Regions from separate parts of the Mus musculus genome. Here region 1 is linked to region 2. The links are chromatin loops, found by intact Hi-C in ENCODE. Cell type or tissue: left cerebral cortex. All regions are shown on one strand. Each heading gives the region's core, and the rest is flanking DNA. Links, peaks and the distances in the headings are about the cores only.

Region 1 (7,307 bases), core at 1,625-5,624, 130 kb after region 2:
TGTGTGTCTGTGTTTATGTCTGTGTGTGTATCTGTTTAAGTGTCTATATATGTATATCTGTATGTCTGTGTGTGTGTGTATCTGTTTAAGTGCCTATGTGTGTAAATCTGTCTCTGGGTGTGTGTAATTGTGTCTGTATGTATGTGTATATGTATGTGAACAATTAAGGAAAAGGTAACTAGATGCTATGGATTTGAGAGACAGCAGTCTTAATAGCTCAAAAATAAGAAATGCTTGACGTCCAATGAAGATGTCTGAATGACTGAGAATTCCATTCATTCATATTGATCTGAGTATGCAGTGGGTTGTTTGCTTTAAGAAAACATAGATGTGTATCAAAAGTCTCCAAGATAGACAGGACAGTGTGATTTGCACAATTCCATCTTAGAACTGAAACAAAGCAGGAACTCATCTCGCTTGGAGCCCCCATCCCTTGTCTGATAGAGATCCCCATTCCTAGCCTCATGTCTCCCACCTCCAGCAAATCACTCAGCTCATTGATCTTTCCTGTTCCAATTCTAGATCACTAGTAAGGAAGATCTAAGTCATGCCATCCTGGGAATCCAATGGCTTCTCTAGGTTCTGATTCTCTCTGTTGCTATCACTGAGGTCAGAGAGAGCCAAGGACTTGTATGTATGACCTCAGAAGGCCTGGAGAGTACTGGCTCCCCCTCCAGAGCAAGCGGTTTATAATTACTTATAACTTCAACTTCAGGGCCTCTGCAGGCACCAAGCATACATGTGGTGTACAGACAAACATACAGGCAAATTATTATTTTTTAAAGGAATTTCCCAGGAACTGGAATGATTTGGACATACCAACATACTAACTCTGTTCTCACCCAGATCTGATGGCCCACACCTGTAATCTAGTGCCTGGGAGAGGCTGAAACAGAAGGATTGCTACAAATTAAAAACAAAAACAAAGTATTTTGTCATACATGTTTCTATGCATCCATTCATCACTTATGTACAAACGGAATAATATAGCACCAATCATTTGGTCACCTTAACCTTACAGTATGTCCCATACATATTTCCATCTGCACATCAGTTTTGTTAGTCTTTGAATGTGCTTGGCAGAGCAGAAGCACCCAGTTACTTGAGATGAACGAAGCATCTATAATCTCACACTTGGTTATTCTACTTAATAAAGAAAATTTCAAAGATAGTTGAAAGCAATCTGTGACAATGAATTAGTGTTACAATGGCTTGCATATACATTAAGTGAACTTCTCAAGGCTAACTCAATAATGTTGAAATAAAAGTACTATTTTTAAAAAACAAAATGCACTAGTTTGCCAATGATCCCAGGAGGAAATGTTGGACTTTCACCTCTATAACTGGAGACTTAGTAGCTGTCTTCTGAATGCAGAGGTATGCCAACCATTATCCAGCCATCCCTTATATATTATTTCTGGGACAGGACACTGAAAATATTTGCATGATCAGACACTTCACTAGTTTCTAAGAATGCTTATTTTCTCTCTTTATCGTTGCCTTGACCAACTTATCATGTTCCTCTCTGTCCAATTTACCAAGCTAGTGAAAGACCCACAAAGTGAGGACTCCCCCACATTCTGACTCAGGAGAGGTGACACCCCAAATCACTCACAAGAAACAACCTTTGATGCAAACCGCAAGAGGACTTTTAGTCCAGGCGCACTGTGGGGCCCACAGTTGTACACCACACAGGGGTAGAGGACCGTGGACTCTGAGTATCTGAGAAAGGGGGGTATTTAAAGGAAAAAGCACAACCCAAGTGGGTAGAGAGGATGTTATTGGAAAATGCTGAAAATACCAGTGGAAAAAAATCACAAGAGGAAACCCCCTGCTTCTCAAGATTATTCTCAAGATTTTAATCTAACTTTTGTGGTTGGCCAGTTCCTGAAACAGGGTCACTGAACCGACTAACCTACATTCTTGTAGGGGGTCTGAATTTTTCCTTGTCTTTCACTAGAAAGTCTTCAGAAAGGCCAGTTACTGACCAGCAGGCCCCCACACAAACGGGCAGCTCAAAGACAGACTGGCCAGTCTGTACAAGAAGTGAATAATAGGGGCTGGTGAGATGGCTCAGGGGGTAAGAGCACCCGATTGTTCTTCCGAAGGTCCAGAGTTCAAATCCCAGCAACCACATGGTGGCTCACAACCATCTGTAATGAGATCTGACGCCCTCTTCTGGTGTGTCTGAAGACAGCTACAGTGTACTGAGATATAATAAATAAATAAATAAATAAATAAATAAATCTTAAAAAAAAAAACTTATTAAAAAAAAAAAAAAAAGAAGTGAATAATATGTGGTCAGCTCAGATTCTGGGATAATCTTTGTGAGAATCTTTGCAAATGCCCCTCTTTCACTCTGACACAAATGAAAACAACAAATAATTAAAAATTAAGGTGAGGATTAGTGAAATGGCTCAATGGGTCGGGTTCTTAGCATCAAATCTGAAGGAAGCCCTATGTTCGATCCCTGAGAAGCACAAGGTAGAAGGACTAAACTGTTTTTATACTGCATTTTATAAAGAGATAAGAGACAAGAGATAATTGGTGGCAGTGTGGTAGGGTGCAGGGGAAGGGGGTGCCTCTACGGGCCCATGCTGAGGCATCCCTTCCCTCTGAGGTACCAGCCATATGATAGTATAATATAGAATAGAGTTTATTCAGGGCATGGGGAGGAGAGTTAAGAGGGTAGCAGAGAGAGAGAGAGAGAGAGAGAGAGAGAGAGAGAGAAGAGGCCATGAGAGTGGAGAGAGAGGAGGGAGGGAAATGGGGAGCGAGGAGCTGGAACAGGAGCAAGAGCAGGAGAGCAACAAAGTGGGGGGGGGGGGGCAAGGAGCCCTTTTTATAGAGAGTCAGGCACACCTGGCTATTGCCAGGTAACTGTGGGGCGAAGCCTAGACTAAATGCCAACAAAAACTGTCTTCCACAAGCTGTCCCTCTAACCCACACATGCACACATACATACATACATACACACACACACACACACACAAAGTAGATAGATAGATAATTTTTAAAGTGATAAATGTGTAGCCATCAGCTTTAAAATCTAATTTTTATAGAAGGAATTGGATTTCAATTCCTCTTACTTTATCAGAAATAGATTTAATCCAAGTTTTTTTTTTAACCACAAAAGTGGGGAAAAAAAGCCTAGCCTTTTAATAGTTATTATTTTATTTTTGAAAACTATTTGTTCCTACTCTCTAACGTTCTGGTTTTTGTTTTTGCTTTTTACCATATCTAGCCCCTTAACTCCATTTGGCTTTACCTCCTAATTAGCCTCCATTGAAAGATTTCGGTCTGTCCCTCACCCATTGTGTGAGCTTTGACCCTGGCTGTGGCACATAATGAACCTTCTCTGGTGGTGAGAAGTGCTTAAGGAGATTTATTTGTTTTTAAGGCTGAGCAGCCACTTTGTCTATTTCACTGGAGACAAAGATTTAAAGCTAGAAACAGGCGCCCAAGAGAGCAGTTGCCTTAGGATTTTTAGAAGGCAAGAAATTCAAATTAACCCCATGTAGCCATCTGTCAGAACTGCCAATCTGACGGGAAAGCAGTGAGCACTTGGTGTTCGGCTGCTGGCTGCTTGCTTTCCCTAACTTGGCAGCACTGAGTTACTTCTCTCTGCTATTTAAAGCCAAGTGCAGCCCAATCGTGGGGTTTTACCGATTCTAAAGGAAAAACCACAGAAGGAACCGCAACACTGAAGGCGAAGGAGACGCTTCAGTGCCTTCAAAACCAAACTCTTCATGACATTTTCACTTTCCTTCCCAGTAAAATGTTTGAAGGACAAAGCTGGTCTTAAATGAGGTGATGTTGGACTTGTTTACATACAAATAATATCCTAGCAATTTAATGTTACAAGACAGACTGTTTCTTTTCCAAATGGTAGACACCTGTCTAATTCATGTGTGGGGAGACACAGCCCGTAGCTTAAGCCTTAGGTCTTAAGCACCCAGCACAGTGATTATGAATCATGGGTCGGCGTTATTTAATGTTGCTTTAAATCTAGTGCTATGGATTTCATTTCAAACAGTCATCATCCCAACATAAATCTTGTCTGCAGGAAGAAGCGCTCTACCCTGCGGCCCTCCCTCTCTTTACCTTCCATCCCCCTCAGGAGAAGACAGGCTATGAGGGCTGCAGACAAAGGGGCGGGTACGGAGGGAAGATCAGACAAGAGGAGACACTGGGAACTCCTCCCACCCACCCGTTTCAAAAGACTATGCCCTGTTGTAGCAATGTGAAGTCTATAATTGGTTGGCTTATCTCTCCCAATAAGCAATGTTTTGATAAAAAAAAAAAAAAAAAAAAATACGATGGCCAGAAACATCTGCCAAGCTTGAACTCCTCACCCAGTAAATTTTCAGACTAAACTGGTGCCTGTCCTAACCACGCCTCAGCGTGAAATCTCTCATCCTACCAGAAGGTGTTGAAAGTGGGGGGCCACAGCGAAACCATTACAGGGCTCTAGGTTACGCCTAATAAAAATAAAAGTAGGACTATTTAGACAAACCACAACTACCTAGCAAAGCTTTAAACTTGACTTTTTGTTTCAGGCTGGGATACTGAGAGATACAAAGAGCTGGTTCTTGGATTTTAGCTATACAAGAATTGTAACTGTTACAGTAGGGTTAAAATGTGAGAATGCCTGAAGCGCTTCACTCCTGTGACTAAGCTGTCACAATATTTACATTGTGTCCCTGTCATGCCTCCTACCTCTCCCTGCTCTCCCCAGCAGGTCTCCCAGGGCCCTTTCTGTGTCAAAAGGGGAGACTTTTGTCAGACAGAAATTGTACCTTTCCAAAGGATCCTTTGTTTGATTGTGTTGATTGATTGTCATGTTTATTTCTTTAAGCTTCTTTTTTCCAGAACCCTGGATGACTCCTTTCATTTTGATTTTTGTTCACGAAATCACGTTTTTAGGTCAGTTGGCTCTTTTTAGAGAGATATTACATATGGTTATGACTCTTCTTTCAAAATCGTTCAGTAAATTGATTCTTTATTTGTTTGAACAGTACGGAAACTAAGCCGGTAGCAGATGAACAAAAACATGAATGAGCTGGAGCAGTCTACACTGGGTGTCTGCTGATGCTCTGAGGCGTCACGGGGACACAAAGGGTGGTGCAAAAACGCCAGGCCACAAACCTCACACTAATATTAGAAATAAATTAGTAATGATTAAAACAGAAGCTATTATGTAGTTGTATCATCCCATACAAACATTATTAGAATATTAGAGTTTACTGAACTCTAGTCAAGAATCAAGTTCTCTATAACTCAAATGCACTTCATCTCCCACATGTCCAGGGTCCTTAGAGTGCTGAACAGCTCCTCTAATGGACGTGTTCAAGGTATTAATGAGACCCTGCCTCCTCATCACTCAAAGCTGCAAAACCTGCCCCCTTCATGCAACTTACAGAAACAGAGAAATGTAAGAGTGGGAAGCAGAAATGTGAGGCTTATGTAGGGTGGCCACATTGAAAAGAGGAATACACAAAGTGTCGGACAACCCCACGGCCTTTCTCGGGGTGCTGACATGAAGTTTAAGTACAGAAAGAATTAGAAGGGAATTATGGAGGTCTGCATATTTAAAAAGTCTCTACCCAGGTATGGTCTGGTTAATCCTTGTTTCGATTCTGGTTCAGGATTCCAGTGTATACTGAAGACCAGCTGAGACATTCAGCCTTGGAAACTGAACAACTACTGGAGTCTTGGGCTTTCCGTTCATAGTTAGCCATTGTTGGATTCGCTGGACCACAGCCTGGAAGTCATTCTAATAAGTTCCCTTTCTATATAGAGAGATTCATCCTGTAAGTTCTGTTACTCTAGAGAACCCTGACTAATGCAGCCTTTTTGTAAAGTTTACCTCATCCTTTCTGTTTTGTATTACTCCATTTTTTACTGCCAAGTTTTAAGACTATGTAGGTGGTCAAAAACTAGGTTTTCTGCTGTTAACGTCAGCTGAGGCTCTAGTCTTTAGAGTGCTCCATTTAGGAAGCTGATCTTTCACTCTTTTTTTTTCAGTTGAGTATTTCATATAACATACTTTGATCAAACCCACTCCCCTTATTCCCTCTCTTCCAATCCATCCCCTACACCCTCCAACTTCATGTGTTTGTTTTTGAAACTCACTGAATCCATTTACTGTTGGCCATATGCGCATGCATATAGGACTACCCTTTACTGGAACATGGGTAGCCTGGCAGAGGGCACCCCTAAAGAAAGCTTAATTTCCACGCCACAAAAACCATCAGTTGCTAGTATCTATTCAGCAAGGGGTGAGACATCAAAAATTCCTGTCTATGCTGGGATGTAGGCCATCTGATCTTCTGCAGGTCCTGTGCGTGTAGTCACAGAACACGCACTGCCAGTTTATGTGTGCACTGGCCCTGTAATACCCAACAGATGTGTTGCCATAGATGACCACCATCTCTTGCTCTTACAACCTTTTCAATCCCTTCTTCCTTGATCTCTGAGCTTTGAGAGATGAGGGTGTATGACAGTTTGTATATGCTTGGCCCTGGGAGTGGCACTATTAGAAGATGTGGCCCTGTTGGAGTAGTTGTGGCCTTGTTGGAGTAGGTGTGTCACTGTGGGTGTGAGCTTTAAGACCCTCATCCTAGCTGTCTGGAAGTAAGTATTCTGCTAGCAGCCTTTAGATGAAGATGTGGAACTCTCAGATCATCCTGCACCATGCCTGCTTGGATGCTGCCATGTTCTCACTTTGATGATAATGAACTGAACCACTGAATCTGTAAGCCAGCTCCAATTAAATGTTGTCCTTATAAGAGTTGTCTTGGGAGCCAGGCATGGTGGCACATGCCTTTAATCCCAGCACTCGGGAGGCAGAGGCAAGCGGATTTCTGAGTTCGAGGCCAGCCTGGTCTACAGAGTGAGTTCCAGAACAGCCAGGGATATACAGAGAAACCCCATCTTGAAAAAAACAAACAAACAAACAAAGAGTTGTCTTGGTCATGATTTCTGTTCCTAACAGTAAAACCCTAAGATGGGTGTAATATAAATGTCCCATTTAGAGCTGAGCACTCTACCCACAGTCTCTGTTTCTCTGTGATTTGACTATCTGTGGGTCTCTATTGATTGTTATCTACTGTAGAGAAGCATTGCGACTAAAGAGCAGACAGACACCGTGCCTGAGACATGGTACTCTGCCAGAGATGTGTTTCTGGTGGATTATGTAAGCAAGGCAGGCAGAGGCTGAACCTAATCACTGGGAAACATCAGACAAAGTACGAAGCAGTCTATAAAAAAGCCACCGTGTGTCTTTTAAAAGTGTCACAGTCTCA
Region 2 (7,307 bases), core at 2,115-6,114:
TGAACACACAACACATTTTTGTAAAGCACCCTATAGTGGACCTTGGATATTAGATTTGCATCTTCAGTGGAATGGTTGGTAGATTGTAAAAACCATAATGTAAATCACTATAGAATTAATTTCCTCAGATTTCTGCAGCTATAAGAGCCACATTAAGGCACAGGACAGCCTTGCTCTGAAGGAGCCACCAGGCAAATGGACATGAGACACTGATCGCCAACACCAACAGCTTCCTTTCACAGAGTCTTCCAGGCACTGATCCTGCATTCTGTTCCTCAAAGATGTTATTTGGCAGACCACAGCTTCCTTATCTCGACTTTAGCTTACTAACTGCTGACTTTGGTGACTGACTATGAAGCAAGTGTAGATTTGACTTTAGATATTGAATTTGGGTGCGCTAATCTTTTATAAAATAATACATTTTTTTCAGATTATTCTAAGTAGGCAGAGCAACTAACTATACCTTTAATGTTGTTTCCTGAGCAGATGAATTTGTAGCTGAAAATATCCACAAATGTGATGGAGTTCTCTTCCCTGTGTGTCTGAAGAGCTAAATGACGTGTGTGAGGGGGTGTGGGGGTGGGGTGGTGCATGGAGGTTTGGTTCTGGAATCAACCACTCACAATTTAGCTCAGAACCAATTTATCTACTGAGAGAGTTTAACCACTAGAGTGACATGCTGCCTACAAACAAGGCCACTTAAAAGAATGCTACCCAACCTTTACTCTATAACATGGAGTTATTAACCGAAGCTATCCTATGTAGACTGGGATGGCTCATAGAGGAGATTGCTGTGGTGTATCTCAAAACCACAGAATAATGCAGAACAGTATTAGAAGCACCACACCATCAATTAATATACATGTTCTTTTCCAATGATTTTTGCCTAGATCGACTCCATTTTGAGCAGTGCTTCTTCAAATCCATCTATGAGGCGATATGTGGCAATATGGTAAACGGGTCTTGTTGACTCTCAGCATCCTACTAAGGAATACTTGAAGATGCTTCACTTACCACTGCTTCTGTGGCTTCTCATCTATGGGAAAGGGGTCTTAACTCAACAGCGTCTTGCCTGAGTGGCCATAACCAAGATCTGCGATGATCCTGCTGGTGCTGTTCTCACAATAGCCTAAAACCAGAGCAGAACGATGCTTCAGTTGCATTTTAAGATTCCACACTCAACTTCATCTTCATGACTAAAACCAAAATACTAACATCAAATACAATAGAACAGTTTCCCCGGGGTGGCAAGGAAACAACATAGGACATTTGAGGTAAGAGTTTCTGTTAGAATCTGTTGCAAATGAAGAAACTTTTGGTGGCCTCTGTAGCAGAACAGCTAGAAGTTTGTAAACTCTGACCATGGAACTCAGTTACTAAGTATCTGAATGGATAGGATATTTACTTCTCTAACTGTGGACTTTCAATCAGTTCAGCTTCCACTGGAACACAGTCTTCTTTTTACAGCACAGTTCACTGGAAGAATGGCTACACAGCTACTAACAAAAAGAATCCCCTGGTATCCACAACATAAAAACTAAGCAGATGCTGTTCTGGAGGCAAAAGAGGCCACTATAGTAATCTGATCTTATTACAGACCCACTCCTTATCCTTGCTGCCTTCCTTATTTTAGAGCAGAGTCTCAAGGCCCATGCCAAGTTTTTAATGTTCTTCCTACTGTCAAACCTCAGGCTTGATATCCAGCTTAACAAATATGGCCGCCATCTTGAAATTATCTCCCTTTCTGGTCAAATAAGGGTCTCATCACCGTCCCTGGTGTTAATTTCTAGGAATACTTTCCCCACCATCCTCTCATCTACTTCTAACATCCAGGCATGGTCTGCTTCATCATACATAGCCATTTTAAAGCAGAGTGTATCTTCCTCTTCTTCATTCCTATTGTACTGACCATCAAACTGTCCTGTCTTCACTGTTTAAGTCAACTCCCCACACGAGCATTGACTCCAACACCTGAAACCCATCTCACCGTCTTTCATGCATTGCATTTTTCAATTAACAGACAACTATTGTGTGCCTAGTGTGCCCACTGTGTGCTAGGCTGATATGACACAGTATCTGAAGGGACAGGAAATTACTGTTTGGTGAGGTGGTTGGTGTGAAGAGAAAAGCTCCCCCTAGAGACACAAAATAAACACAGCCAAGTAAGTAGTCCTAGGAGCCTGCCTTCATACTCTGTGGTTTCAGGACCCATTTCCACATGGAAAGAGAACAATGACTCCAGGATCCCACACTTAGGAAGCATCTAGTACATCCAGGCCAGCCACTAGCCACACACCAGGACTTGGTTTTATTTCTATGAGGAAAACCCACTGACATGAATTTTTAGAGCTTTTAAGTCTCTGTTGCTTATGTTTTGTCTTGATCCTGAAATTAGGGAGGAAGAGGGAGGAGGAGTAAGGGGAGGAATTTGTAGAAACCTGTCCCTTACTGTGCAGGCTGCTTAGCAATGCCTGGTGCCCTGTGCCATGCCTGGTGCCCTGTGCCATGGCTGGTGCCCTGTGCTCTGCCTGATACCTTGTACCATGCCTGGTGCCCTGTGCTCTGCCTGGTACCCTGTACCATGCCTGGTACCCTGTGCCATGGCTGGTGCCCTGTACCATAGCTGGTGCCCTGTGCCATCCCTGGTACCCTGTGCCATGCCTGTTACTCTATGCCATGCCTGGTGCCCTGTGCTTTGCCTGGTGCCCTGTACCATGCCTGATGCCCTGTGCCATGGCTGCACCTTCAGTCTGCACACCACTCAGAGTGTGTGAGCAGTTGTGAGTGGAATAATTCCACCAGAGCTCGCTATCATTTATCTTTCTGTACAAAGCTTGGCTTTCCATTCCCACCAGCGCTCTTCTATGAAGTCTATGGGTTTTGTATCTTGGAGGCACCAGGGATGACAATGGTGAAAAAGGCCAAAGTAGCTTGTTGTGGGTCCAAAATGTCAATTAGACTACAAAATTCATTGCTGAAAATAGGTGTGTTTGGAAACTGCTTGCATACATATAAGTTTGATTTAGAGATCTTTCACTGTTACCCAATGTTGTTTCCACTCATTTTACCAAGATTCACTATTAAAAAAGAAAAAGAAAAAAAAAAGGTTTTTCTATGTTAAAGATGAGGGAAACAATGGTCCTCAAAATACACAGATTTTTAACTTTCCTTTCTCTAATTAGCTGGAGAGATTGAAATGTACTCAAACTGTGGGTGTTGCGGGGGTTGGGAGGATCAGTCTGCTCAAAACACTTGAACTTCAGTGTGAAAGCCAGTAAGGAGTAACTAACACACAAGCTCCCTTCTAAATGACAGCTTCTCCTCAAACAATATGCAGCAAGCCCTCTTACCCGAGCCGGCAGCACCGGGTCTCAACACAAGATTATGCAATGCAATAAATAATCTCAATATGCTGAAGACACAAATGGATTTTGTTCGCCTTGACTGATGATACAGCTGCCCTCCCGGGAGTCTGTAGGCCGCTTTCCCCAGGAGCCCTCCCCTCCTCACTAGCTCTAGCTCGGGGGAGAAGGTGCAGTCACAGATGCCTGTATGGAGGGAGCTCCTTTGCGTGCCCGCAGCCAGGAGAGCACTGCACTCCTTTCTAGTTGCTACTGGACACTTCTGCACCCCTCTATAAAAGACTGCCACCATGCCAAACAAGAGCTTGGGAAGGAACCTTACAGGAAGCAGGGCAGGGGTACAGGGATGAAGTCCTCTACAGTGTGGATCCGTTTGCTTCTCATACAGACTGAAGGCAGCCTTCGCCAGCAGCCCATTTTTCTGACAAGCAACCAAAGACTTGCTTGGCTTAGTCACAGCCATACCACTCCAGAGCTAGCCTCTAGCTACAAATAACACCTGAGGTCAGCTCTGGTGCAAGAAGAAAACACACCTGACCCCGTGCTTAATAAACAAGGAAACCTCACTGGGTCTTTATCTTGTCATCAGGATGGAAAGGCTTTGTGGCTAAGCTTATATTCCAAGAGACAGGTTCGTTTACATGAGCCTAGAATATAACTTTGAGTATATGTATATTCCTTTGAACACTTACATTTAGGCAAATCTCCTTTGCTCCTGATATTCCTATAGCACAACACTGGCAGCGAGTGAGTTTCGCTGTAGATTTCAAATAACACTTCTATGGCATCCGTGTCACCTCTCAGTTCCTCTTAACCTTGAAGCATCTTGACCACATACTATGAAACCGTAGTACTAGCTGCAGATGCGCCAGACAATGACAGAGAGAGCACACTCGGTCCCTGGGGGATCCGTTTGTAATCACCCCTTCAGCATGCAAACATATCCCCCTCCCCCAGCCGATGCTGTTTTGGGGGAAAGCAAGCAGGAAGCTGGAGGCAGCTGAATCTGCCACTCCCCAGGTAGTGTCTCAGCTCCCCTGTCACTGGGAACCTCTTTTCATTACTACTGCAAAAATCTTGCCCTGAAAAATGAAAGCTATGAAGGACCAAAATGAAAGCTATGAAGGACCGGAGGGAAGAAGAAGCCAACAAGGAAGCTGGAAACTCATGCTTAAGGTCAACCGCCTTTCTCATCTGCTTTTCTAGTACTTTGTGTCAATTTGAAGGGTAAGACCTAGACACCCCCCCCCCCAACGAAAGAGAGGAAACACACAGCAGAAGCAGCAGGACTGCTACATCAAACTGTCTAGCCCTATATCCCCATGATTCCAAAGTGGAGTTGGAGGCTCCTGAATCCATTCATGAGCATGGCTCCTGTGCTGACATGCTCACTGAGGACAGCCATCTACTGAAGCCTCTCTGAGAGAAGTGGCTATTACCGCAACCATTTTAAATGCATTGACCAGCATCCTGCAAACCCATCCAGGATTGGCAAAAGCAGCATTAGAAAGAGGCAGAAATTGGGCAAAAGAAAGTGGTGCCTGGTAACGGCAGCCTTCCTTCACTCCCGGCTGTGGCCTGTCCCATATGACTTAGCCTGTGTTCATGAAAGTTATCTCCGTCACACAGACACATCGCTCTGCAGCAAACGCAGAGCATGTAAACAACCTTGTGGCTGCTTCAAAACCTAGTGCCCTGGGGTAAGCCATTCCTTTCTGTGGCCAAATTGCAATGCCCTTGAAAGTTATCTGCAGAAGAGAGTCAAAGCAGCACCTAGGTCCTTCTATTTAAATGTCGGAAGGAAAAGGATATGTATTTTTTTCCTTGAAATATCCATAACCTGATTTACTTGGAGGTTTTTCAAATAAAGCACTCTTATTCTCTGAAGCACAAACACATAAATTCTGATAACTGTATCATCAAGCTCCTTTCCAATGACAGCTTTTTTTTTTCTTTCTGAAAATGCTCTGACATTTCTAGGGGACACAGTATCTCAGCACTGAATACCTGGGAACCTTGCCATAGAAAAATGCTGCCTGCTGTGACTGAGAGATCACTTTCTTAAAGGGACCTTCACCTGGGTGGCTGCGGTGCCGCCGGTGTTTGCTCCTTTCCCTGGTCTGTTCCCTGTCCTGTGTTCCTGTCTGCAGCCCAAATTTAGCTCAGGGTCTTTCTACAAGAGGAACATAGTTTCTAATATTTTGGTAAATACCTCTAAACTGCAAGAATGTATTCTAGAATATTTAAAGTTAAACCGGTCTGGAAATAAACATTTATGTTTACTAATAACATTTTTGAATGTTTTATGAGACCCATAGCATTTCTCAGTTAAAGTGAGATCCAGACTCCTCTCTCTCTCTCTCTCTCTCCTCTCTCTCTCTCTCTCTCTCTCTTTCTCTCTCTTTCCTCTCCCCCCTTACCCCCCTCGTGTGTGTTTCTCTTACTCTGCCAAGTCATAACAATAATGGTCTGTCCCACCTTCTAGAATTCTTCACTCCAAACAGAAAGATTTTAGCCTCCATCTGAGAAGAGATGCTTTGCCCAGAGAGAAACACCAGTTTTCTGCCTCACAGATAGTACACTTGATTAAACCGGCTCTCCAACACCATCACTTCCTACTTTCTCATGCTCTCTCCCATTCCACCAGGAACGATGACAGATATCATCCACCCTCCCAAACCAGGTTAGAACCCAGAATGAGCAAGGAGCCACCTACCATTCCGTGCCTGAGAACTAGGATCCTGGTCCGGCTGTTTGCCCCAGAAATCCTCCCTACTGGGTAGTCATTAGCCACATTCCAAACCGGAGTAAGGAGCAGAGTCTTTGGAGGTGTAGCGATTGTTTAAAAATAATAACAGACAGGTGATTTCCAAGAAGACCCAATCTTTAGCTCACTCAAGCCCCTAGTAATTGAGGAGTGAGGAGGAAAAAGGAAATTTGTAAAAATGAAAATAGAAAAAAAAAAGGGTAAGCATATAAGAAGCACCACCCACCCCCCATAAAAATAAACTGAGACGACGAGGAGGCTTAAGAGAAGAGAGAGCGGCTTGCTGAATCACCCTCTCACTGCCTGGAAACCATTGTGCAGCGGGAGGCTGCCTGTACCATTGTGGAACCTACCAGAGGAGACGGACAGAGGGCTTGGGGAATGGGGTTGCTATGGCAACTGAAAGGAGCACACATGACGTCAAAGCCCAGAGAGGTCTAGGGAGGGGTAGGAGGAGGAAAGAGAAAAAGGAAAAAGTCTATCTGTGGCTACAGCTACCTCGTTTTCTGGCAAAATGAGAAGCAGGCTTCGGAACTTGGCAACCAAAATATGCGAATTCAGCGTGCGGGGGGGGGGGGGTGGTGGGGGTGGTAGGGGGGGTGGAATTCTGCACGAAGCCAAAGAGCATCCTCCCTGCTGCTCCAGCTCTGCACAGCACCAAGGGCAGATCAAACAGCCATTGGGAAGCCAGTCACCCCGGATTTTCAACTACCTCAGCTTTTTACAAACAGCGAAGGAAGGCAGAGGTGTACCATCTCTCTGAATGTGAAAACAAACAAGAGATGAATTCAACCTCAGAAGAGATGCAAGATTGGACCTGCGTCTGGACCATAGAGGTCATTTGTCCAACCCCATTTCTTCTTAGTCTCCCTATTTTTGTACAAACCCTGCATAAATATCCGCTAAAGCAAACTGGCTAGACCGGTATTTATAGTGCAGTTTAAGGTAGAAAGAAACTACTGACAATTTGAGTTAATAAATTAAGGGTACTGTGGTATTCTTTTTCTGGTTTCAGAAAATTCCATGGGAAACTAATACAAATTGAATTTACTACATATCTAATTTTTAAGCAAATTTTCTGACTTTGCTATATGAAATTTTAAATCATGTATATATGTGTGTGTGTGTGTGTGTGTGTGTATAGATATAGATGATATAGATATGGATGATATAGATAT

Evidence for each region. Peaks named below come from ENCODE experiments on the same cell type or tissue, not always from the same donor. Only the 100,000 strongest peaks of a DNase experiment are listed, where the experiment ranks them.
Region 1: it touches region 2 in a loop (7-fold over the local background); 7 of 42 quality-filtered maps call a loop at or near these places.

Annotation. Positions count from the first base shown.
Region 1 is chr5:103,332,642-103,339,948 of GRCm38, forward strand. No RefSeq gene overlaps it. Among named protein-coding and RNA genes, the nearest start is that of 1700021F02Rik, 10 kb to the right of the region's middle. In left cerebral cortex, for the core only: no CTCF peak of the experiment used is centred there; DNase peaks (open chromatin) are centred at 3,581 and 3,980; H3K4me3 peaks cover 483 bases; H3K27ac peaks cover 319 bases.
Region 2 is chr5:103,204,812-103,212,118 of GRCm38, forward strand. Mapk10 (mitogen-activated protein kinase 10) reads right to left here and starts at 6,523. Exons shown (of 14, transcript NM_001081567.2): 1 at 6,079-6,523; 2 at 1,015-1,129. In left cerebral cortex, for the core only: no CTCF peak of the experiment used is centred there; DNase peaks (open chromatin) are centred at 3,294, 3,517, 4,273, 4,839 and 2 more places; H3K4me3 peaks cover 3,618 bases; H3K27ac peaks cover 3,406 bases.